2 separate regions of the Homo sapiens genome follow, and region 2 is linked to region 1. Evidence: read pairs that join two places in POLR2A ChIA-PET (ENCODE). Cell type or tissue: PC-9. All regions are shown on one strand. Each heading gives the region's core, and the rest is flanking DNA. Links, peaks and the distances in the headings are about the cores only.

Evidence for each region. ChIA-PET counts read pairs that join two places held together with the same protein. Peaks named below come from ENCODE experiments on the same cell type or tissue, not always from the same donor. Only the 100,000 strongest peaks of a DNase experiment are listed, where the experiment ranks them.
Region 2: POLR2A ChIA-PET joins it to region 1 with 13 read pairs; 7 of 35 experiments call an interaction of 5 or more read pairs at or near these places.

What each region holds. Positions count from the first base shown.
Region 1 is chr16:212,796-224,327 of GRCh38, forward strand. It overlaps LUC7L (LUC7 like), which reads right to left. Exons shown (of 10, transcript NM_201412.3): 3 at 7,854-7,952. Among named protein-coding and RNA genes, the nearest start is that of LUC7L, 11 kb to the right of the region's middle. In PC-9, for the core only: no CTCF peak of the experiment used is centred there; no DNase peak of the experiment used is centred there.
Region 2 is chr16:311,163-322,694 of GRCh38, forward strand. AXIN1 (axin 1) reads right to left here. Exons shown (of 11, transcript NM_003502.4): 3 at 3,381-3,521. Among named protein-coding and RNA genes, the nearest start is that of PDIA2, 34 kb to the left of the region's middle. RefSeq lists enhancers at 5,583-6,336, 6,337-7,088, 7,089-7,842. In PC-9, for the core only: a CTCF peak has its summit at 7,685; a DNase peak (open chromatin) is centred at 5,749.

The DNA of each region.
Region 1 (11,532 bases), core at 2,203-10,202:
CCGAGAGGATCTTGCTCTGTCACCCAGGCTAGAATACAGTGGCACGATCACGGCTCACTTTAGCGTTGACCTCTCAGGTTCAAACCATCCTTCCACCTCAGCCTCCAAAGCAGGTAGGACTATAGGAACACGTCACTACACCCAGCTAACATTTCTGATTTTGTAGAGACTTTGCCCAGGCTGGTCTCGAATTCCTGGGCTCAAGCAATCTTCCGGCCTCTGCCTCCCACCAAAGTACTGGGATTACAGGCGTGAGCGCACACCTGGCCATCTGTAACTTTTTCAGAGCTTAATATGATTAATATTGCTGTTTGACAGTTTACAAGTTGAGAAACTTAGTTTATTTATAGACTGCCTTATAACAAATATAGCACACATCCTTTCCTAGGCAACTTCCAGATAAAACATATCAAGGCCTGGGTCTTTTGTGGTCAGGCTGAGGCTGACTCAGGCTGGAAGCAGCCAATGATGAGGACAGGGAGGGTATCTTCTCCCAGGTAAAACAACTGAGTACTGGGAGGATCCTGGGTAGAAATGTGCCAGGAGTTCCATCCATCAAGCTTAAGGTGATGGTCCAGGCAGAAAATAAAGGCCCACAATTTTTTTTTTGGAAGGGGACAGGGAGACACAGCGTCATCTTGTCACCCAGGCTGGAGTGTAGAGGCAACATCTGAGCTCACTGCAACCTCTGCCTCCCAGGCTCAAGCAATTCCCCTGCCTCAGCCTCCCAAGTACCTGGGATTGCAGGTGCACACCACAACACCTGGCTAATTTTATTTCTGTATTTTTATTAGAGACAGGTTATCACCATGTTGGTCAGACTGGTCTCGAACTCCTGACCTCATGCAATCCGTCTGCCTCGGCCTCCCAAAGTGCTGAGATTACAGGCGTGAGCCACCGCACCCGGCAGAAATCTTTTTTCTTTTTTTCTTTATTTGAGACCAAGTCTCGCACTGTTTCCTGGACTGGAGTGCAGTGGCGCAATCTCGGCTCACCGCAATCTCTGCCTCCCAGGTTCAAGCGATTTTCCTGCCTCACCCTCCAAAGTAGCTGGGATTACAGGTGCCCACCATCACACCTGGCTAATATTTTCTATTTTTAGTAGAGATGGGGTCTCACTATCTTGGCCAGGAAGGTCTCCATCTCCTGATCTTGTGATCTGCCCACCTCAGCCTCCCAAAGTGCTGGGATTACAGGAGTGAGCCACTGTGCCTGGCTTGAGTTGAAATCGTTACAGCTTTATATTTTGTGTCTTTGTTTTGTGTTCTCATGAGCAATTGTTTTTTTTTTGAAATGGAGTCTTGCTCTGTCGCCCAGGCTAGAGTGCAATGGCACGATCTCGGCTCACTGCAACCTCTGCCTCCTGGGTTCAAGCTATTCTCCTGCCTCAGCTTCCTGAGTAGCTGGGATTACAGGTGCGCACCACCACACCCAGCTAATTTTTATATTTTTAGTAGAGACAGTGTTTCACCATGTTGGTCAGGCTGGTATCCTGACCTCATGATCCACCCACCTCAGCCTCCCAAAGTGCTGGGATTACAGGTGTGAGCCACTGAGCCCTGCCTATCATAAGCAATTTGAAATCATTAGACAGGTTTCACAAACATTAGTTTGAAGGGCAGAGTCTATCATATAGGTTCATTATAATTTATTCACTCATTTCTCTTCTTGGGCATTTTTCTTGATCCAAATTTCAATCTCATAAACAATTTTGTCATAAGTATCATTTATCCATTCATTCATTTATCTGAGACAGACTCTTGTTCTGTTCTCCAGGCTGGAGCACAGTGGTGCAAGCACAGCTCACTTCAGCCTTGATCCTCCGGGCTCAACTGATCCTCCAGCCTCAGCCCCTCGAGTAGCTGGGACTATAGTTGCAGGCCACCTTGTCTGGCTAATTTTTTTGGTATTTTGTGTACAGACAGGGTTTGTCATCTTGCCCAGGCTAGTCTCCAACTGGGCTCATGCGACCCACCCACCCTAGTCTCCCAAAGCTCTTGGATTACAGGCATGGACCACTACACCTGGCCCACAAACATCTTTACTATAACCATGTTTCCATGTATTTCCAATTACTTTCTTAGGATAGAGATTTCTAGAAATAAGTCACAAGGCAGAGATACTTTTAGGCCAGGCATGGTGGCTTGTGACTGTAATCCCAGAACTTCGAAGACTGAAGTAGGAGAATAGCTTGAGGCCAGGAGTTGGAGGCTACCGTGAGCTATGAGCACGCCACTGCAATCCAGCCTGGGCAGAACAAGATCCTATCTCAATAGTTGTATTACATCTTTTTTTTCCTCTTAAAATAAGTTACGATAAACATCTTTTCTCTGCATTCATTTTCACATATCCTTAAGACACATTCCCAACAGTGGAATTCTGGAAAAAAATGTTTAAAACACCAACAGTAGGCCAGGTGCAATGGATCACGCCTGTAATCCCAGCACTTTGGGAGAGTGAGGCGGGCAGATCACAAGGTCAGGAGCTTGAGACCATCCTCGCTAACATGGTGAAACCCTGCCTACTGAAAATACAAAAAATTGGGCCGGGCGCGGTGGCTCACACCTGTAATCCCAGCACTTTGGGAGGCCGAGGCGAATGGATCACAAGGTCAGGAGTTTGAGACCAGCCTGACCAGTATTGTAAAACCCCGTCTCTACTAAAAATACAAAAAATTAGCCAGGCATGGTGGCGCGTGCCTGCAATCCCAGCTACTTGGGAGGCTGAGGTAGGAGAGTTGCTTGAACCCGGCAGGCGGAGGTTGCAGTGAGCCGAGATCATCGCGCCATTGCACTCCAGCCTGGGCGACAAAAGCAAAACTCCGTCTCAAAAAAAAAAAAAAAAGAAAATACAGAAAATTGGCCAGGTGTGGTGACATGCACCTGTAGTCCCAGCTACTCAGGAGGCTGCGGTGGGAAAATTGCTTGAACCGGGAAGGCAGAGATGGCAGTGAGCCGAGATCATGCCACTGTACTCCAGCCTGGACGAGAGTGAGACACTGTCTCAAAAAAAAAAAAAACATCGACAGTGTCTTGACAGATCACTCTCCCACAACACTGCTGCTCCACCACACCCAGCTAATTTTCTATTTTTTTTCTAGAAACATGTTCTTCAGGCAAAAACTCCTGGGCTCAAGTGATCCTTCACTTTTGGCCTCCAAAAGTGACAGGATTACAAGCAGAAGCCCCCTTGCCTGCCCAGCCCGGTTTACTGTTTTTTTTTTGAGATGGGATTTCGCTCTTGTTGCCCAGGCTACAGTGCAATGGCACGATCTTGGCTCACTGCAACCTCTGCCTCCCAGGTTCAAGTGATTCTCCTGCCTCAGCCTCCCGAGTAGCTGGGATTATAGGTGCCCAGCACCACGCCCGGCTAATTTTCAATTTTTAATAGAGATGGGGGTTTCTCCATGATGGTCAGGCTGGTCTCGAACTCCCGACCTCAGGTGATCTGCCCGCCTCAGCCTCCCAAAGTGCTTGGGTAAGAGGTGTGAGCCACAGGGCCCGGCCCTTGTTTACTCTAATTCTTTGAGTGAGGAGGACCTTTTTCTTTTCCACATGCTTATAAACACTGGTTATCAAATAGTTGTTTTTTTTTTTTTTTTTTTTGAGACGGAGTCTCGCTCGGTTGTCCAGGCTGGAGTGCAGTGGCACAATGTCGGCTCATTGAAACCTCCGCCTCCTGGGTTCCAGTGATTCTCCTGCCTCAGCCTCCCAAGTAGCTGGGACTACAGGTGCCCACCACCATGACCGGCTGATTTTTGTATTTTCGGTAGACACGGTGTTGTACTATTTGGCCAGGCTGGTGTTGAACTCCTGAACTCGTGATCTGCCCGCCTCGGCCTCCCGAAGTGCTGAGATTACAGGCATAAGCCACCTCGCCTGACCTAATTATTTTAATATGAGCCCCCTGTAAGGTCAAAAATGACTTTTAGGGAGTGGGAGATGCGGGTAGTTTTCAGGGAGTAACTCTTGTATATTGTACATTTTCACATAGGACAAAAAGGTCTCTGACCTGTTCTAGCTCTCTAACCCATTCTCTCAAGGCACATGCCACCACGCCTGGCTAACTCTGGCATTTTTTTGTAGAGACGGGGTTTCCCCATGTTGCCCAGGCTGGTCTTGAACTCCCGGGCTCAAGCAATCCTCCTGCCTCAGCCTCCCAAAGTGTTGAGATTACAGGCGTGAGCCACCACATGCCTGGCCAAGGCCACTATTTTAAATAGAATTTTTTTTTTTGAGACAGAGTTTCGCTCTGTCACCCAAGTAGAATAAAGTGCAATGGTGTGATCTCAGCACACTGCAACCTTCACCAACTGGGTTCAAGCCATTCTCCTGCCTCAGTCTCCCGAGTAGTTGGGATTAGAGGACAGCACCACCATGCCCAGCTAATTTTTGTATTTTTAGAAGAGGCAGCGTTTCACCATGTTGGCCAGGCTAGTCTTCAACTCCCGACCTCAGGTGATCCACCCACCTCAGCCTCCCAAATTGCTGGAATTACAGCTGTAAGCCACTGCACACGGTCCAGGAATTTATTCTTTATTGAGAATTGCATTCCTGTGTCAAATGAAACATCTCAGGTACCCCCCAAATATATACACCTATTATGTAGCCACAACAAATTTTTTAAATAGGCTGGGCGCAGTGGCTCACGCCTGTAATCTCAACACTCTGGGAGGCTAAGGCGGGTGGATCACCTGCGGTCAGGAGTTTAAGACCAGCCTGGCCAACATGACAAAACCCCGTCTCTACTAAAAATACAAAAATCAGCCAGGCGTAGCGATGTGCACCTGTAATCCCAGCTACTCAGGAGGCTGAGGCAGGAAAATCGCTTGAAACCAGGAGGCAGAGGTTGCAGTGGGCCGAGATCACACCACTGCACTACAGCCTGGGCAACAAGAGTGAGACTCTGTTTCAAAAAAAAAAAAAATTTTTTTTTTAAATAAATAAACAGAATTTACTTGAGGCCAGGTGCAGTGGCTCACGCCTATAATCACAACACTTTGGGAGGCCAAGGCAGGTGGATCACCTGAGGTCAGGAGTTTGAGACCAGCCTGACCAAAATGGTGAAACCTCATCTCTACTAAAAATATAAAAATTAGCTGGGCGTGGTGGCGGGTGCCTGTAATCACAGCTACTTGGGAGGCTGAGGCATGAGAAGAGAAGGAGGTTGCAGTGAGCCGAGATCATGCCACTGTACTACAGCCTGGGCGACAAGAGCAAAACTATATCTCCAAAAAAAAAAAAAAAAATTAGCCAGGCATGGTGGCAGGCACCTGTAATCCCAGCTACTCAGGAGGCTGAGGTAGGAGAATCGCTTGAACCCAGGAGGTGGAGGTTACAGTGAGCTAAGATCATGCCACGGCACTCCAGCCGAGGCAACAACAGTGACACTCCGTCTCAAAAAAAAAAAAGGAAGAATTTACTGTAAAACGTATTGACATCTTGTAATGCAAGCGGAGGGACCCTTTCCCTTGGGTTTTATATTTTTCACTGGCTCCCTCATCCCATGCTCAGTGCCTTCCCGGTCTTCACTCAAGAACCAGAATGGCATCAAACCCCTCTACTAACCTCTGGTCATACTAGCGATGGGTGATTAGGGATTAAAAAACAATTAAAATTGAGTGAGTTTAAATCATGTATTCTTACCAGGCACAGTGTAATCACACCTGTAAACCCAGCACTTTGGGAGAGTGAGGTGGGTGGATCACCTGAGGTCAAGAGTTCAAGATGAGCCTGGCCAACATGGCGAAACCACATCTCTACTAAAAATACAAAAATCAGCTGGGTGTGGTGGCGGGCACTTCTAATCTCAGCTACTTGGGAGGCTGAGGCAGGAGAATTGCTTAAACCCAGGAGGCGGAGGTTGCAATGAGCCAAGATTGCGCCACTGCATTCCAGCTTGGGCAACAGAGGGAGACTCTGTCTCAAAAAAACAGAAAAAAGAATCTTAAAAGGCTCCACTGGGGGCAACAACGAAAAAAAGCTGAAAAATGCTACTCTAAATGAATTTACTGGCCAGGCATAGTGGCTCACACCTGAAATCCCAATACCAGTGAGAGGCCAAGGTGGCAGGATCACTTGAGGGCAGAAGTTTGAGACCAGCCTGGGCAACATAGTAAAACCCTGTCTCAAAAAAAAAAAAAAAAAAAAAAAAAAAGGCCGGGTGTGGTGGCACACACCTATACCCGCAGCTACTCAGGAATCCGAGGCAGGGCTATCACTGAGCCGAAGAGGTCAAGGTTACAGCAAGCCATCATCACGCCACTGCCCTCCAGCCTGGGTGACAGAACAAGAACCTGTCTCAAAAATAAATAGGACAGGCGCGGTGGCTCACAGCTGTAATCCCAGCACTTTGGGAGGCCGAGGCAGGCGGATCACAAGGTCAGGAGATCGAGACCAGCCTGGCCAACATGGTAAAACCCCATCTCTACCAAAAATACAAAAATGAGCTGGGCATGGTGGCGCATGCCTGTCATCCCAGCTACTTGGGAGGCTAAGGCAGGAGAATCACTTGAACCAGGGAGTCGGAGGTTGCAATGAGCCAAGATGGTGCCACTGCACTCTAGCCTGGTGACAGAGCAAGACTCTGTCTCAAAATAAATAAATAAATAAAAATTAAAATAAATTAAATAAATAATTAGCCAGACATGGTCGTGTGCATCTGTAGTACTAGCTATTTAGGAGACTGTGGAAGAAGGATCACCTGAGCCCAGCAATTCACTTACAGTCAGCTATAATCATGCTGCTGCACTCCAGCCTGGGCAACAGAGTGAAACTCTGTATCAAAAAGAAAAAGAAGCTAGGCACGGTGGCTCAACCTGTAATCCCAGCACTTTGGGAGGCTGAGGCGGGCGGATCACCTGACGTTGAGAGTTCGAGACCAGCCTGATCAACATGGAGAAACACCATCTCTACTAAAAATACAAAATCAGCCGGGCATGGCGGCTCATGCCTGTATTCCCAGCTCCTCAGGAGGCTGAGGCAGAATTGCTTGAACCTGGGAGGAGTAGGTTGCAGTGAGCCAAGATCGCACTACTGCTCTCCAGCCTGAGCAACAAGAGTGAAACTCCGTCTCAAAAAAAAAAAAAGAATTTACTAATGTAGATAAAATAACACAACTACTGAGTACTAAAAAAATGCAAATTGAGATCAGAAAGAAATGCCATTTTACAACCACTAAACTGCAAAAATTAAACAGTCTGATAATACAAAGTGTTGGTGAGCGTGCAGACACTGCTATGGGACTTTACCAAATAGAAACAAGAAGACAACATTACAAAATTGTCTTGCGAGGATAAATACGGGTATCTCCTATAAACCAGCAATCCCTCTCCTAGGAATATACCCAAAATAAATCCTTATCCACGTGACAAGGAAGTTATGCAAAAATATTCATATTGTCTGCAGTAGCAAAACTAGAATCAATCTAAATGTCTATGAATAAAGCAAAGATCGTTTGAGAATTATTCAAGCAGCAATGAAAACTATATGCAACAACCTGGGCAAACAGAAACATGATACTGAACCAAAAAAATCTAATTTTAAAGACTCTACACTATGAAACCATTCAAAACTAAGCAAAAATAAACACTGTTCAAGGACTCATAAAAATGTAATTAAAATTTTTAAAAGCAACAAAATGAGATAACACATATTATCATTTAGGACACTGACAGGACGCTGGACACAACATATAAACAGTACTGGCTGTATTCTAGCTCTGAGCTTGAGTGGCAGGATAACAAGCAACTACCTTATTATTTTGCTTCATAACTTACGTATGTTACATTTTTCTTGTTAGTTCAATATTGGGTTCTTCGCAGTAGGAATAAATCAACATTAAATAAAACTTACATCTAATTCAAAAAACAGGTCTCTTTCTTTACTTGCAATCTCATAATCTGCTCGGAGGGCCAAGTCGTGGATTTTGGTACATTCTCCTAAATCCATGCGCTGTGGGAAAGAAACAGAAAATGCAGACCTCAGTGCCTACCTACTGTAGAAAGCACACAACGCGACTTGGTGTTTCAACTGTCACCAACAGAAATGATCACTTTTGGAACACTGACACTGCAATAAGAAAATTAAGAAAGGAGATATGGCTGAGAAGCCTCATTTCACTTTTACCATCGTGACTACGTGATACTTGAAACTGATGCATTTAATAGTGTAAAGTTTCTATTTTAGACCCAGAGATAATTGGACTGTAATCATCACAACTACATTAATTGGCTTTTGCCAGTTTTTAAGGAGTCTCACCTGTCACCCAGGCTGGAGTACAGTGGCGCGACCTCAGCTTACTGTAACCTCTGCCTCCGGGGTTCAGGCAATTCTCCTGCCTCATTCTCCCAAGTAGCTGGGATTACAGGCACGTGATACCACACCCAGCTAATTTTTTTTTTTTTTTTTTTTTTTTTTTTTTGTATTTTCAGTAGGGACAGGGTTTCGCCACGTTGGCCAGGCTGGTCTTGAACCTCTGACCTCAAGTGATACACCCACCTTGGCCTCCCAAAGAGCTGGCATTACAGGTGTGAGCCACGGTGCCTGGCCCAGTTTTATTTATGCATCAGTCCAAGGATTCAGTAAATGGCAGCATGTGGGGTGGCAGGGATAGGAAACGGCCAGGGCTGGGCGTGGTGGCTCACGCCTGTAATCCCAGCACTTTGGGAGGGTGAGGCAGGCGGATCACTTGAGGTCAGGAGTTCAAGGCCAGCCTGCCCAACATGATAAAACCCAGTCTCCACTAAAACTACAAAAATTAGCCAGGTGTGGTGGCAGGGCACCTGTAATCCCAGCTACCTGGGGAGCTGAGACACAAGAATCGCTTGAACCCAGGAGGTGGAGTTTGCAGTGAGCCAAGACTGTGCCACTGCACTCCAGCCTGGGTGATAAAGTGAGACTCTGTCTCAGAAAAGGGGAAAAAAAAAAGGAAAGGGCCAGAAAACAGTCTCACTGCAACAAATTTCTAGGCATTGTCTTGCAATCTTGACTACTTGAGATGCTCGATGCTTAAGATGCAGAGACAGAGGAAGAGGAAAGAGCGGACAGAAGTTAGATTTTGGCAATTACATCACAACCTAACACTTGGCTTTGTGTAGCTGATTGTGTATCAAAGGGAATAAAGGAGAACAGGCTGGTTCGTAGCCAAATACATGCTCTACACATTTTCTTAGCCTGGGAAATGACCCTGGACATCTAAGTGAGGACAGATAATTGTCCCACTCAGTTCCTCCATTTGACAAGCAAAACGTTCCATTACTAAAACAAAATGATTTATGTTGTCAGTAAGAACAGCATGATGTGCTATTATGTGTACCATATGCAGTACAATTAGAAAACAGTGTATGATTTTAATCTAAATCCTAAGTATAGGACTCTATGCAGACACCTTCTGCCTCTCGCCATCTACACAGCAACAGGGAGGTTTGTGTGCTGAGGATCATCGTGTCAAGTTATAGAGTGCATGTTAACAAAACCCAACATCCCAACTAGGAGACACCCCCAGTAGGACAAAAGAACATGTCTACATAACCAGAAAAAAAAAAAAAAAAAGACGTTAGTACCAGTTGCAGTGGCACATGTCTGTAATCCCAACACCTTTGGGAGGGCAAGATGGGAGGATCACTTGAGCCCAGGAGTTTGAGACCAGCCTGGGCAACATAGCAAGACCCTGTCTCTATGAAAAAATTAACAATTAGCTGGGTGTGGTGGTATGTGCCTGTAGTCCCAGCCACTTGGGAGGCTGAGGGGAAGAGATCGCTTGAGCCTAGGAGGTCAAGGCTTCAAGTGAGCTGTGACTGAGCCACTGCACTCCAGTCTGAGCAACAGAGACCCCTGTCTTTTTAATTTTTTTTTTTTTTTGAGATGGAGTTTCGCTCTTGTTGCCCAGACTGTAGTGCAATCTCGGCTCACCGCAACCTCCGCCTCCCAGGTTCAAGCGATTCTCCTGCCTCAGCCTCCCAAGGAGCTGGAATTACAGACATGTGCCACCACGCCCAGCTAATTTTGTATTTTCAGTAGAGATGGGGTTTCTCCATGTTGGTCAGGCTGGTCTCGAACTGCTGACCTCAGGTGATCCACCCACCTTGGCCTCTCAAAGTGCTGGGATTACGAGCGTGAGCCACCTCGCCCAGCTTTTTAAAGAGACCCCGTCTTTTAAAAAAAAAAAAAAAAAAAGAAAGGAAGGCTTTAAACCTTTAATCCATCTTGAGGGGGAAAAAAATAGAGAGGCTTGCATGTCTGACTCTTGGGATGCAGTCTCATAGAAAGCATGTAGCATGCTAGGCTGGGCACGGTGGCTCACTCCTGTAATCCCAGCACTTTGGGAGGCCGAGGCGGGCGGATCACGAGGTCAGGAGATCAAGACCATCCTGGCCAACACAGTGAAACCCCTTCTCTACTAAAAATACAAAAAAAATTAGCTGGGCGCCTGTAGTCCCAGCTACTCAGGAGGCTGAGGAAGGAGAATGGCATGAACCAGAGAGGCAGAGCTTGCAGTGAGTCAAGATCGCACCACTGCACTCCAGCCTGAGCGACAGAGCGAGACTCCGTCTCAAAAAAATAAAATAAAATAAAATAATAGATAAAAAAAGAAAGCACGTGGCATACTCACTAACAAAACATCCTTCAGTATCACCAATAATAAAGCTAACATGGAGGCGGCAGACAACGGGTCTGCCTTGTATGGTGATGTTTATTTTGACGAAAGATTGACTTTTCTCCTTTATCATTCTTACTCTGAAGTCAGATGGGACTCACGTTATGGTCGGTTACATAGAAGACTTAGAGATAGGACAATAGTGGTTCTAGAAGCCAAATTTGCACTTAAAATCACTGTCACTGAAAATCTGACAACTTTTACCTCATTCACTCTGTTTTTTCTTTTTTTTTTTTGAGGCGGAGTCTCACTCTGTCGCCCAGGCTGGAGTGCAGTGGCACGATCTCAGCTCACTGCAACCTCTGCCTCCCAGATTCAAGTAATCCTCCTGCCTCAGCCTCCCGAATAGCTGGGACTACAGGGGCACGCCACCACGCCCGGCTAATATTTTTGTATTTTTAGTAGAGACAGGTTTTCATCATGTTGGCCAGGCTGGTCTCAAACTCCTGACCTCAAGTGATCCACCCGCCTCCTCCTCCTCCTCCCGAAGTGCTGGGATTACAGGTATGAGCCACCGCACCTGGCCTCATTCACTCTTCTAAGTTGTGGGTGTTGTCCTTTAAAATATATAGTTTCCACAAACTAAGCATTGTAGCTGAAAAATGAATGGCAGCTATCAGAAAAAATGCTTTAAACTAATCAAGGCTTTGTTGTTCAAAGAAAAAGCTACTACCAAAGGAAGCAGACCCTAAAACCTGAAGTACAACAAAGTATGAAGTACAAATTGATTTCCATTATAAAAAACTCAACTGTCAAGAAAGATATGACATTAGAAAACCTCATGAGGCCGAGCGCGGTGGCTCATGCCTATAATCCCAGCACTTTGGGAGGCCGAGGAGGGCGGATCACCTTAGGTCAGAAGTTCGTGACCAGCCT
Region 2 (11,532 bases), core at 2,326-10,325, 98 kb after region 1:
GGGACTACAGGTGCCCGCCACCACGCCCGGCTAATTTTTTGTATTATTTAGTAGAGACGGGGTTTCACTGTGTTAACCACGATGGTCTCAATCTCCTGACCCCGTGATCCGCCTGCCTCGGCCTCCCAAACTGCTGGGATTACAGGCATGCGCCACCGCGCCCAGCCCGCAACAGGTTTTCTTTATGAACCCTTTAGAAGATCATTAAAACACGAAAGTCAGATTATACATGGTCTGAATAATTACCCCAGGGTTAAGATAACTCACGCACAACCATCCTTCATGAAAGCCCTCGCCCTCTCCCAGCTATTAGAAAAGCTGCCTTCGGGCTGGGCGCAGTGGCTCATGCCTGTCATCCCAGCACTGTGGGAGGCCGAGGCGGGCGGATCACGAGGTCAGGAGATCGAGACCATCCTGGCTAACACGGTGAAACCCCGTCTCTACTAAAAATACAAAAAATTAGCCAGGTGTGGTGGCGAGTGCCTGTAGTCCCAGCTACTCGGGAGGCTGAGGCAGGAGAATGGCGTGAACCCGGGAGGCGGAGGTTGCAGTGAGGCGAGATTGTGCCACTGCACTCCAGTCTGGGCAACAGAGCAAGACTACGTCTCAAAAAAGAAAAGGAAGAAAGAAAGAAAAGCTGCCTTCGGAAGCACGGCAGCTCCAGGGATCCGTGCCGCACCCAGGGGCCTCTCAGAGCTGCCAGGAGACACAGGACGACTGAAGAGAGCGCCCGACCCAGGGCTGCGTGGCAGACACGGCAACTCCTGAGGCATCCTCGGCTGTCACAGCACCACTGAGTGTTGTGGGCAATGGTGAGCCGAGTCCAGGTCTGGCTCAGCCACGGTGGGCGTCAGGAACAAGTGAATCTAAAACTCACCTAACACTTGCCTCGGGGTTTGTTGAAGTGTCCTGAAGCCACCAACCTACTGGTTTCTTAGACATGATACTTGGATTGGGTAACCTCCACAGGCCTCCGTGGATTAGACACTGACCCCACATCTGTGTCCACAGCCCACAGCCTCTCGAGTGCCATGTGGAATGTTGTGAGCTTGCCGCCAGCACAAAAGCTGAGGGCAGCTGCCCCACCGGAATGATGCTCTTCACCTGTCCACTTTTTACCTCTGATTTGCTTTCGAGTACGTGTAGCAATTTCACATTCCAAATTGTTAAACACTTCAGTACAAACCAAGATGAACAGAATATCAAGAAAAAAAATACCTATTTATTTTAGGTCCTCCCTTTAGGAAACATATGTCCCTTTTCTTGGAGAGAATTAGGAGACTTTTTGAGAAAACTGAGTTGGCAGGTTACTTTTTGTTGTAGTAACAGAGTTTTGGGGAAGAGGGAAACCAGATGCTAGGATGCATGTCAGGCGCTCCGTGGGCTGCACTGCACCCAACCACCTGGCCCGAGGCTTCAGGACCACGGCAGGCACTGCTTCAACTCCAGTAACCTCAAGTCAGGTGCTGCTAAAATCACGTCAACATTTTATTTTGAAGATTCAAAATTAAACGAGGATGAAAGAAACCAGGAGAAGCCACACACAGCAGCTCTGCCCGGAAGGGGCAGGGAGCTGCCCCTGCACTACCACAGCTACCTGGGGAAAAACCAAGGGGCCAAGACCTACGGCAATGTGGGCTGGCTGAATCTGGTTCAGAAACAGAATGTGACAACTTGTTCTCCTCATCTGAAATTCAGGTTTTGGAAAAATGTTTAAAGACAGGCAAATGAAAAGAACAAACCAGCCAGGCACAGTGGCTCATGCCCATAATCCCAGCACTCGTGAGGCTGAAGTGGGTGCAGTTTGCGCCCAGGAGTTGGAGACTGCATAGTGAGGCCTCGTCTCCACAAAAATAATCATCATCATCAGCCGGATGCAGTGGCTCATGCCCGTAATCCCAGCACTCATGAGGCTGAAGTGGGTGCACCGTTTGAGCCTCGGAGTTCGAGACTGCATAGTGAGGCCTCGTCTCCACAAAAATTATAATAATCATTAGCCAGGCGTGGTGGCGCACGCTTGTAGCCTCAGCAACTCTGAAGGCTGAGGCAGAATTGCTTGGGACCAGGAGACAGAAGCTACAGTAAGCCAAGATCGCACCATTGCAGTCCAGCCTGGGTGACAGTGAGATCCTGTCTCAAAATGAAAAGAACCATAAAAATGGTACATACAGTGGGACCATCACTTAAAACATATTCATAAAAAGATGGGCAGAATCACCAGTAGGTGAGAAGTCCCTCTCTCCTCCTCCAGCCCTATCCAGATCTCCAGGCTTTCCTCATGGAGAACCCAGCTAAGCGGGAAAGACATCTGGGACACCACTGGCCGCAGTGGGGATGGAGGGTGGTGGTCCGCGGGCTCCAGCTGCTCACAAGTTCATAGCCGCTGGCTTCCTCCAATGCTGAGGCTGCTGCAGGGAGACCCTGGTTCCTGCGGCTCGGCCCCAGCCCTGGCTAGGATGGCTGGTGGGCAGGTGGCGTGTGGCGCACAGACCAGAGCTGGGAAGGTCTGAGCTTCATGGGTAACCAAAACCCCAAATGACCCCCACAGGCTGGCAGCCAGTGCCCTACTGCAACAAGACTGTTGGCATCATCTAATGGCTGGGGTGTACATAGGTCCCAAAAAGCCAGCTGCGAAGCACAGGGGAAGAGGTCATAAAACAAGCACGTTCCTACACATGGGGTTTCCCTGGACAATGAAAGAATAAGCTTCTGCCTGTCACCTCGAGCGTCACACATGTGTGGCCCAGGCCTCAGCACAACCACAGCATCTTCCCTCACTCCTGCTCCCAGCCCCTTGCCAAGTGGGTGACAGGGACAAGACAGGACCCTGTACTGCACCAGCGTCGGCAGAAACGCCACCCTCAGGGACCACATCACTCGCCACAGCCAGTGGTGAGGCAGCTGGCCTGTGCCTGTCTTTAAGCTGAAACCCCAGACTCTGAAAACCAAAGAGCAAACTCTAGCCCGGGCAGCCTACAGACTGTCTTAGGTTCACCCTCGATCCTTCCTCATAGGGAGGTCCCAGCAGCCCTGGTCACAGAGAGAAGCAACCGACACAAAGCTGAGCCCTCACTTGTACTGCTTGGAGGACAGCCTCTGCGGTACAGCCTGCCTGCATGTCCAGACGCACTCTCACTGAGACCTGGGGAGCCAGGAAACACTTTTCCTGAAGACAAAGCCCAGGCATCTCTGGGTCAGCACGAAGCCCCCTCTGAGCTGGCCGCGCTCTGCAGCAGGGTGGGACTTACACGCTGCCATCCGCAAGAAACAGGGTGTCTGGGGCAGGACTTACACATTGCTGTCCTCAAGGGACAAGGTGTCTGGGACCGGACTTACACACTGCTGTCCGTGAGGGACTGGGTATCCGGGGCGGGACTTACACGCTGCTGTCCGTGAGGGACAGGGTGTCTGCATCGCTGGACAGGCTCTGCTGCTCGCTGTCGTTGGCACTGGTGGCTGGGGCCAGGGCATAGCCGGCATTGACATAATAGGGGTTGACTGGCTCCCGCCAGGATCCATACCTGCAAACAGGCAAGCAGGGCATGTTAGTGACAGCCTGCCAACAGCCTCTCATTTTATTTCACATTTTCATGTTATCTGAATATCTCAATGTATTAATTAAAAACACAAGCAATTTGGAGAAAATAAGGAGCATGGAGAAAAGACCAACATCTCCACCTGTCCTCTTGTCCCTCTGTCCTTTTCAACGGGGTGCATTAAAGCACCGGGCATCTTTCCAGATCTCTCCTCTGATTTTAGGCGGGGGCTTTGGTGCACACACAGAGCATCCACACGTGATCATTTGGGTTTGTTTTCCGTGCACGGTACTAGAAATGGGACGCAGATGTTCTGCTCATTCTGCAGTGCGCGTCGGGAGAGGACACTGGGTTTTGATCAGGATGAGGCCCTTGGGATTCAGCTCAGACGTCTCTGCACCTGTGCCCAAGTCCAAGCATGGCCACGGGACTGATGTCAGGGCCGGTATGTGACAGTGTGTGTGGGTGGTGCCACCTCCTGTCCCCCTACCTAGAGCAGAGGTTCCTCCCCAGCTCCTGGGACGATTCACCTCCTCTTGTTACTGCAAAATTAGCCAGGAAATGACACCTTTTTTCAATCTGCACTTCCCTGATTAATGGTCAGATTGGCAGTTTAGCGTATTTGTCATTTAAACTTCTTCCTCTTTATCTGTTCATATGGTTTACCATTTTCTATGGGGTGGATTATGAGTTTCTTGGTGATTTACAGAAGTCTTCAAATAGACTTGTTATTAATCTCTGGTTATATACGCAAAAAACATTTTCTCCCTAAATGTCATTTTTCTTTTTAACATTGCTCAGGTTGATTTTGGTCAAACAAAATTTTTCATTTCTATGAAATCAGACAGGCCGGGTGCGGTGGCTCATGCCTTTAATCCCAGCACTTTGGGTGGCCGAGGCAGGCAGATCACGAGGTCAGGAGATCGAGACCATCCTGGCTAACACAGTGAAACCCCGTCTCTACTAAAAATACAAAAAATTAGCTGGGCGTGGTGGCGGGCGCCTGTAGTCCCAGACTACTTCGGAGGCTGAGGCGGGAGAATAGCGTGAACCTGGGAGGCGGAGCTTGCAGTAAGCTGAGATCACGCCACTGCACTCCAGCCTGGGTGACAGAGCAAGACTCTGTCTCAAAAGAAAAAAAAAAAAAAAAAAAAGAACAGCCTGACCAACATGGTGAAACCCCATCTCTAGTAAAAATACAAAAATTAGCTAGGTGTGGTGGCACGCACCTGTAATCCCAGCTACTTGGGAGGCTGAGGCAAGAGAATCGCTTGAACCCGGGAGGCAGAGATTGCAGTAAGCTGAGATCGCAGCACTGCACTCCAGCCTGGGCGACAGAGTAAGACTCTGTCTCAAAAATAAAATAAATAAATCAATCAGATATTCCAATCTTTTCCTTTATTTATTTATTTATTTTCTATTTTGGAAACACAGTCCTTCCTTATTCCAGAATTACACATATATTCTATTTTTCTTTATATGCTCCAGTTTTTTTTAGACCTTCACCTGAAATGTGTGTATACAAAATCTAGGCCAGTCCAGCAGAGCCTAAAGGTAAAAAATAAAATAATAAAAAATAAATAAAATCTAGCTCACTCCTTCACATCAAAATGGAGATACAGCTGTTAGCATTAAATACCAAATAACCCATCTTGTCCTCAATAATTTTAAGCGCCTCTCTCCACCACATCTAACTCCTGTCAAAGGCATGTGCCCCTTCCGGGCGCTCTGCTGTGCTGCCAACCAACTGGCATGTGGACTCTGCAGGGTCCCTAACTGCCAAGCCCCACAGTGTGCCCTGAGGCTGCCCCTTCCTTCTAGCGGCTGCCCCCACTCGGCTTTGCTTTCCCTAGTTTCAGTTACTTGCGTTCAGCCAAGGTCTGAAACTAGGTGCGCACAGAGCGGTAAGACTGCGAGAGAAAGAGACCAGCTTTACAGGGGGTTTATCACAGTGCACCCTGACAGTCGTCAGCCTCACAGGGGGTTTATCACATTGCACCCTGACAGTCGTCAGCCTCACAGGGGGTTTATCACAGTGCACCCTTACAATCATTCCATTTGATTCACAATTTTTTTAGTCTCTACTGTGCCTAACTTGTAAGTTAAATTTGATCAGAGGTGTGTTCCCAGAGGGGAAAACAGTATATACAGGGTTCAGTACTATCGCATTTCAGGCCTCCACCTGGGTCTTGGAATGTGTCCCCCGAGGGGTGATGACTACCTCAGTTGGATCTCCACAGGTCACAGTGACACAAGATAACCAAGACACCTCCCAAGGCTACCACAATGGGCCGCCCTCCACGTGCACATGGCCGGAGGAACTGCCATGTCGGAGGTGCAAGCACACCTGCGCATCAGAGTCCTTGGTGTGGAGGGAGGGACCAGCGCAGCTTCCAGCCATCCACCTGATGAACAGAACCTAGGGAAAGCCCCAGTTCTACTTACACCAGGAAAGGCCCTTTGACAAGATGGGAGGGGGGCAGGCAGCCCAGCACCTTGGACTCTGGTGACATGGGATGCCTGGGGAGATGAGCGAGCACTGCGAGCTGGGGACAGCCTGTGGCGGTGCTGGGCAGGGCCTCGCTGCACGGGGCCATTTCCCCTGGGGCTGTGGCCTCCATGCCCTCTGGAGGGTATCGCATGGGGCCAGAACACACAAGCAGGGCCTTTCATACGAACAGTGCTGGTGACCGTGCTCAGCTGCTCGGGAGGCAGGTGCAGGACCCCATGCCACAATGGAAAACACGGTTCACGATGTCAGGCCCCTGCCAGGGCCGATGTCCACGAGTCCCTCTGACCCACCCACTGTGGCCTGGTCGCTCACTGCAGGCCACAGACAGTCACGGCCAGGTGACGGCAGCCTCAGGCTGACAGCAACCATGGGGCCGCTCTTGGGAAATGGGTTCTCTGGAAACACCGACCACCGGTGGCTGGGCTTTGTAAGTTTGGTTCACTCCTCGTCTCCTCTCTGTACCTGACATAGAGCAGATAAAATGATACCAGCCTGCAGCTTCAGGCTCTTTGCTTTAAGCATCATGCAGTATTTATAAATGACACCATTATTCCTTTGATACTTAAAGCCACAGCTGCTCAGCAGCTACTGATATTATCACTGTAACAACCACTGCAGCCAACCTCAGATCTCAGGTTAAGTACTAAAGTCTCCCTATTACTATGAAGGAACACTGAACTTTGGTAACTTTCTATAAACATCTATTTGGCCAAATAAAAACATTTCAAATGGAAGAGAGAAGGCCACTGCCGCACAGAAGTTTAAGAAGTCTACGTCCACGGCACACGGGTGCATCTGTAGCCCACGGCACTTGGTGCGTCTGTAGCCCACAGCACACGGCGCGTCTGTAGCCCACGGCACATGGCGTGTCTGTCTTGGCACGCACTGGAAGCACGTGCCCTGCCCTCATGCTGCCATGGGGCTCACACCTGTCCCGTCACTTGGGAGCCACATACAGCAGAACGAAGCCTTCTGTGTTCATGTGTCCAATTCCAAATCCTTCTCCCACTCTGACTTCCCAGGTGTGCCTTTCACATTTTTGGAAAACCTGTTTGTCTTTAAAATGAGAAGCAGGAGAAACGCAGGTTTCCCATTTTCCACAAGCTCCAGCACACAGCAAGTTCCACTGCACACAAGCACCAAGGTCAGGCAGCAAAGGGGAGAGAAGCGGGAGAAGGCGGCTGGGAGAAAAGAAAAGGAAGAAGGGCAGCCTGTTTACTATTGATCTTCGTAACAATCCCAGACAACTGCCCTGGCTCTCAGGATCTGCCCTCAGCACTCAGATGGCTCCTGTACCTGAAGACACAGGCGGCCGGGCTTGGCCTTCACTACCAGCAGATGCGACCAAGAACGTTCTGGTCAAAGACACGTCCAAGGGGAGGTCACATGGGAGTTCCAGGATCCCCCCATATAGCTGGGATCCAGTGGCGGGAGGGGCATGTGCTCGCGTGCCTGCCTGTGCGTGCGCCTATGGATGCGTGCTTTGTGTGTGCATGCCCACGTATCCATCTGTGTGCGCGCCCGCATGCCCATGTGTGCACCTGTATGCCCGCCCTTCACGAGCACCTCCACCTACACCTGCACTTCTCAGACAGTGGAGATGCTGACCCCTGGCTGTGTGCGGTGAGAATGCGGCTGGGGCCTTGGTGAGAGCGGCTCTGACCCCTGGCTGTGCAGAGAGAATGCAGCCGGGGCCTTGGTGAGAGTGGCTCTGACCCCTGGCTGTGTGTGGAGAGAATGCGGCCGGGGCCTTGGTGAGAGCGGCTCTGGCTGTGCGGAGAGAATGCGGCCGGAGACTTGGTGAGAGCTGTGCCCAGCCCCCCACGCTGATGACCTCAAACAGGAAAACGTGCACAGCTCTTCTGGAACAGGTGCCAGGACTCAGGCAGAGTCCGGGGACACAGAGGCTGGGAGACCCTGTAGAGCCAGGTAGTGACAGACTCCTCGCAACTCTTCTGTGTGTTCAAAGGCTTTCTTTAGGGTCCGGTGTGGTGGCGCACACCTAGAATCCCAGCGACTTGGGAGGGTAAGGCAGGAGACTCGCTGGAGCCCGGGAGTCTGCAGTAAGATATGATCACGCCACTGTGTTCCAGCCTGTGCTCCAGACTCTGTCTCAAAAACAAAAATGTCGTGGAGAGGAGGCATGAGAAGACACGGTGACTTAGGGAAAAACGTGCCCATCACAGAAGGGAAAGTCCAGTGGAGCGGTGAGGAGGCGCTGATGGCAGAATCAATGCCCAGGAGCTGTGTCATAAACAAACACCTGTGGGGTTTGACAGCTACAAGGACCCTATTAGCTTCAAGGCAACAGGAAATGAGAAGCCATGAGGCGGCCAGTGCACTCTAGGCTGGCCTAGGAGGCCCAAATGTCAGGGCCACACAGAAGGTCTCCCCTGCCCAGGTGTTCATGGATGGTGGAGAAAGGTGCTCCTCCTGCCCCAGGAAGGCACCTCTCTGGGACTCCCGCGGCTGCTCCCACATCCAGCATGGCCACGGCACCGGCTCTCTGGTCACTGTGGTACTTTCATCTTCCGTCTTTTCACATTTAACCATTCTATATTCTTCTACTTGTGTAAGCAGCCTGCCTTTTAAAAAGGTAGCATAACAATTTTTCCTTTTAATGAGGCTGTCTGGTCCGGTTACATTTAGTGTGATGTGGAGGGAGCTGGGCCACCGTCGGATCGGGTTGGTTTATCACATCTGCTCTACTTCCTTTTGCTCTTTCTTGCCTTCTTTGGGGTATTTTTTGCTTTCCATTTCCTCCCTCTGAAAAAGTAAATGTTGTACAGTTCTTTCATTGGTTCCTGTGCCTGGACATGTCTCAATCCCACACATCACACCTGCCTCTTCCCAGGCCGCATGAGAACCTCAGAACCGACAGCCCCCCACACACTCACAAGCAACGCATTTCCTGCACTGACATTTTCTTTTTTATTCCCTGGACTCCCACCTTAGCTTCCCAGGTAGGTGGGACAACAGGCGCACACTACCACTCCTGGCTACTTTTTCATTTTTTATATAGATGAGGTCTCACTATGTCACCCAGGCTGGTCTTGAACTCTTGGGCTCAAGTCATCTGCCCACCTCGGTGTCCGAATGTGCTGGGATTACAGGCATGAGCCATCATGCCTGGCCACAAATCAGATCATTTTAATTACTGAACTGCAAAGGGGTAAATGCTTTAAAAGGATTCCAGCAAGGTAAGATGACAACACCAATAATGCAACATAGGGGCGGATAAAATCTAAACAGAAAAGTTACACAAAATTATGATGCTTCGCTGTGATGGTTTCATGGAGAAATTTAGAAACAGGTCAAGCTTCACAGCATCCCTCCACATCCCTTAACACACACGTGCAAATTTGAGAGAGTTCCAGCTTTCCTCATCAATTACCTTTAAAATTACTAAGTACACTCAAGAATATAAAAATTAAAAACAAATATATATGTATATATGTAAATGTATATATGTGTGTATATATGTATATATGCATACGTATATGCGTGTGTGTGTATATATATATATATATATATTTTTTTTTTTTTTGAGACGGAGCCTCGCTCTTTCGCCCAGACTGGAGTGCAGTGGCGCGATCTCGGCTCACTACAACCTCCGCCTCCTGGGTTCAATCGATTCTCCTGCCTCAGCCTCCCGAGTAGCTGGGACTCCAGGCACACGTCACCACGCCCGGCTAATTTTTGTATTTTTAGTAGAGACAAGGTTTCGCCGTGTTGGTCAGGCTGGTCTCGAACGCCTGACCTTGTGATCTGCCCGCCTCGGCCTCCCAAAGTGCTGGGATTACAGGCTTAAGCCACTGCGCCTGCCCACAAAAAATGTTTCATGCCAAAAGACCACCTGGTGTGACGGATGCCACCCAGAACATGGGAAGAGGAGGCTGGAGGTAGATCTGGCCCTGGGAATCACCCGAAACCACTGCTACAGGCCCTCCTGCCTCCTGCTACCCACGCTCTGGGATGCTCTGGGCCCGCTGCTCTCTGTGCCTTCCATACCCAGGCAGGAGCCGCCACCCTCCCTGGTAGTAAGGCACCACATTTCCATACCCAGGCAGGAGCCGCCACCCTCCCTGGTAGTAAGGCACCACATGGCACCTGCTGGTGACAACCACTATGGGGAAACAGCAAACAGCAGCCCCAGGAGAGCTCTGCATAGCACGTGCCCCACCCCGCCAAGACTTCTGTGTTGTTAAAAGTAAGTTCTGATGGTTTTGCTTAAGCAGCACAGGTCAGTACACCACGTAAAATAATTATAGCCATTTTGAAAGGCAAATCGCCTTTTTCTCCAACCACAGAGCTCCTCAACTCACGACAAGGCTGTGTCCTGATAAACCTCTCATAGCTGGGAATACGAGGTAGAAGGTGGATTCCAACCCACGAAGGGTTAAACCCTCTCACAGCTGGGAATATGAGGTAGGTGGATTCCAACCCACGAAGGGTTAAACCCTCTCATAGCTGGGAATATGAGGTAGAAGGCGGATGCCAACCCACGAAGGGTTAAACCCTCTCATAGCTGGGAATATGAGGTAGAAGGTGGATTCCAACCCACGAAGGGTTAAACCCTCTCATAGCTGGGAATATGAGGTGGAAAGTGGATTCCAACCTCAAAGTGTTATCCAGACACAGCCTTGCCCTTCGTTGACGGGCACCCTGAATGCTTCAGGCTGGTTGTAAAGTTGAAAAGGCCTAAGTGGAGCCATCCTAAGTTAGAGACCAGCTGTATTCTGAAAGACAGAGGCTGGAATTAGTAAAATGGCTGGAAACACACATCTGTGAGCCCTGGATGATAAGCCAGGAATGAGCCAATGAAAGCCCAATTCCAAGTGAGCTGGACATGAAGACGGAGGTGGCCGCACAGACCCAAAGATGCACGACCTTCTGAGAAGCACAGAGAGCCCCGTCTTGTGGCCAGGGAAACCCAGGCAGCGCATGCCGCAGGCGTGAGGCTGGGTGCTTCTCCCAGGCCTGGCTCAGGGCAGGGTGGCTGCAAACAGTGGTGCACACCCCAGGCTCCAGGAGGAGGTGACCGAGGGGCAGCTGGGGAACATGGCGCACACCCCAGGCTCCAGGGATGGCCCTGCTGGTAGTGCGGTCTAACGGGAGGCAATAACTCATGACTGAGTATGTCTCCCCTCAACCCATCACCCTGTACCTGCCCGCAGTGGAGTGTGCACCTGTGCTCAGGTATGGGGACAGATGTGCTCCTACGGCTGTGTTTCCTCTGCACAGGTGTGGGAGGCCTGTGCAGGAGCTGAGTTAGCATGGCAGGTGCTGGTGCTGACCTGTGCCTCACCTGGGCACAGAGGCAGAATCCCCTGGGCTGCACATCCTCCTCTCCAAAGCAAGTGGGACCTGGCTGTCCGCGAGGCAAAGAGTCCATGCAGACTCGGGTGTGCGTCTGCCCCTCAATACCCCATCCATGTGTCTCCAGCCACCTGAGTCCCACAGAGCCACTGAGGATGGTGGGTG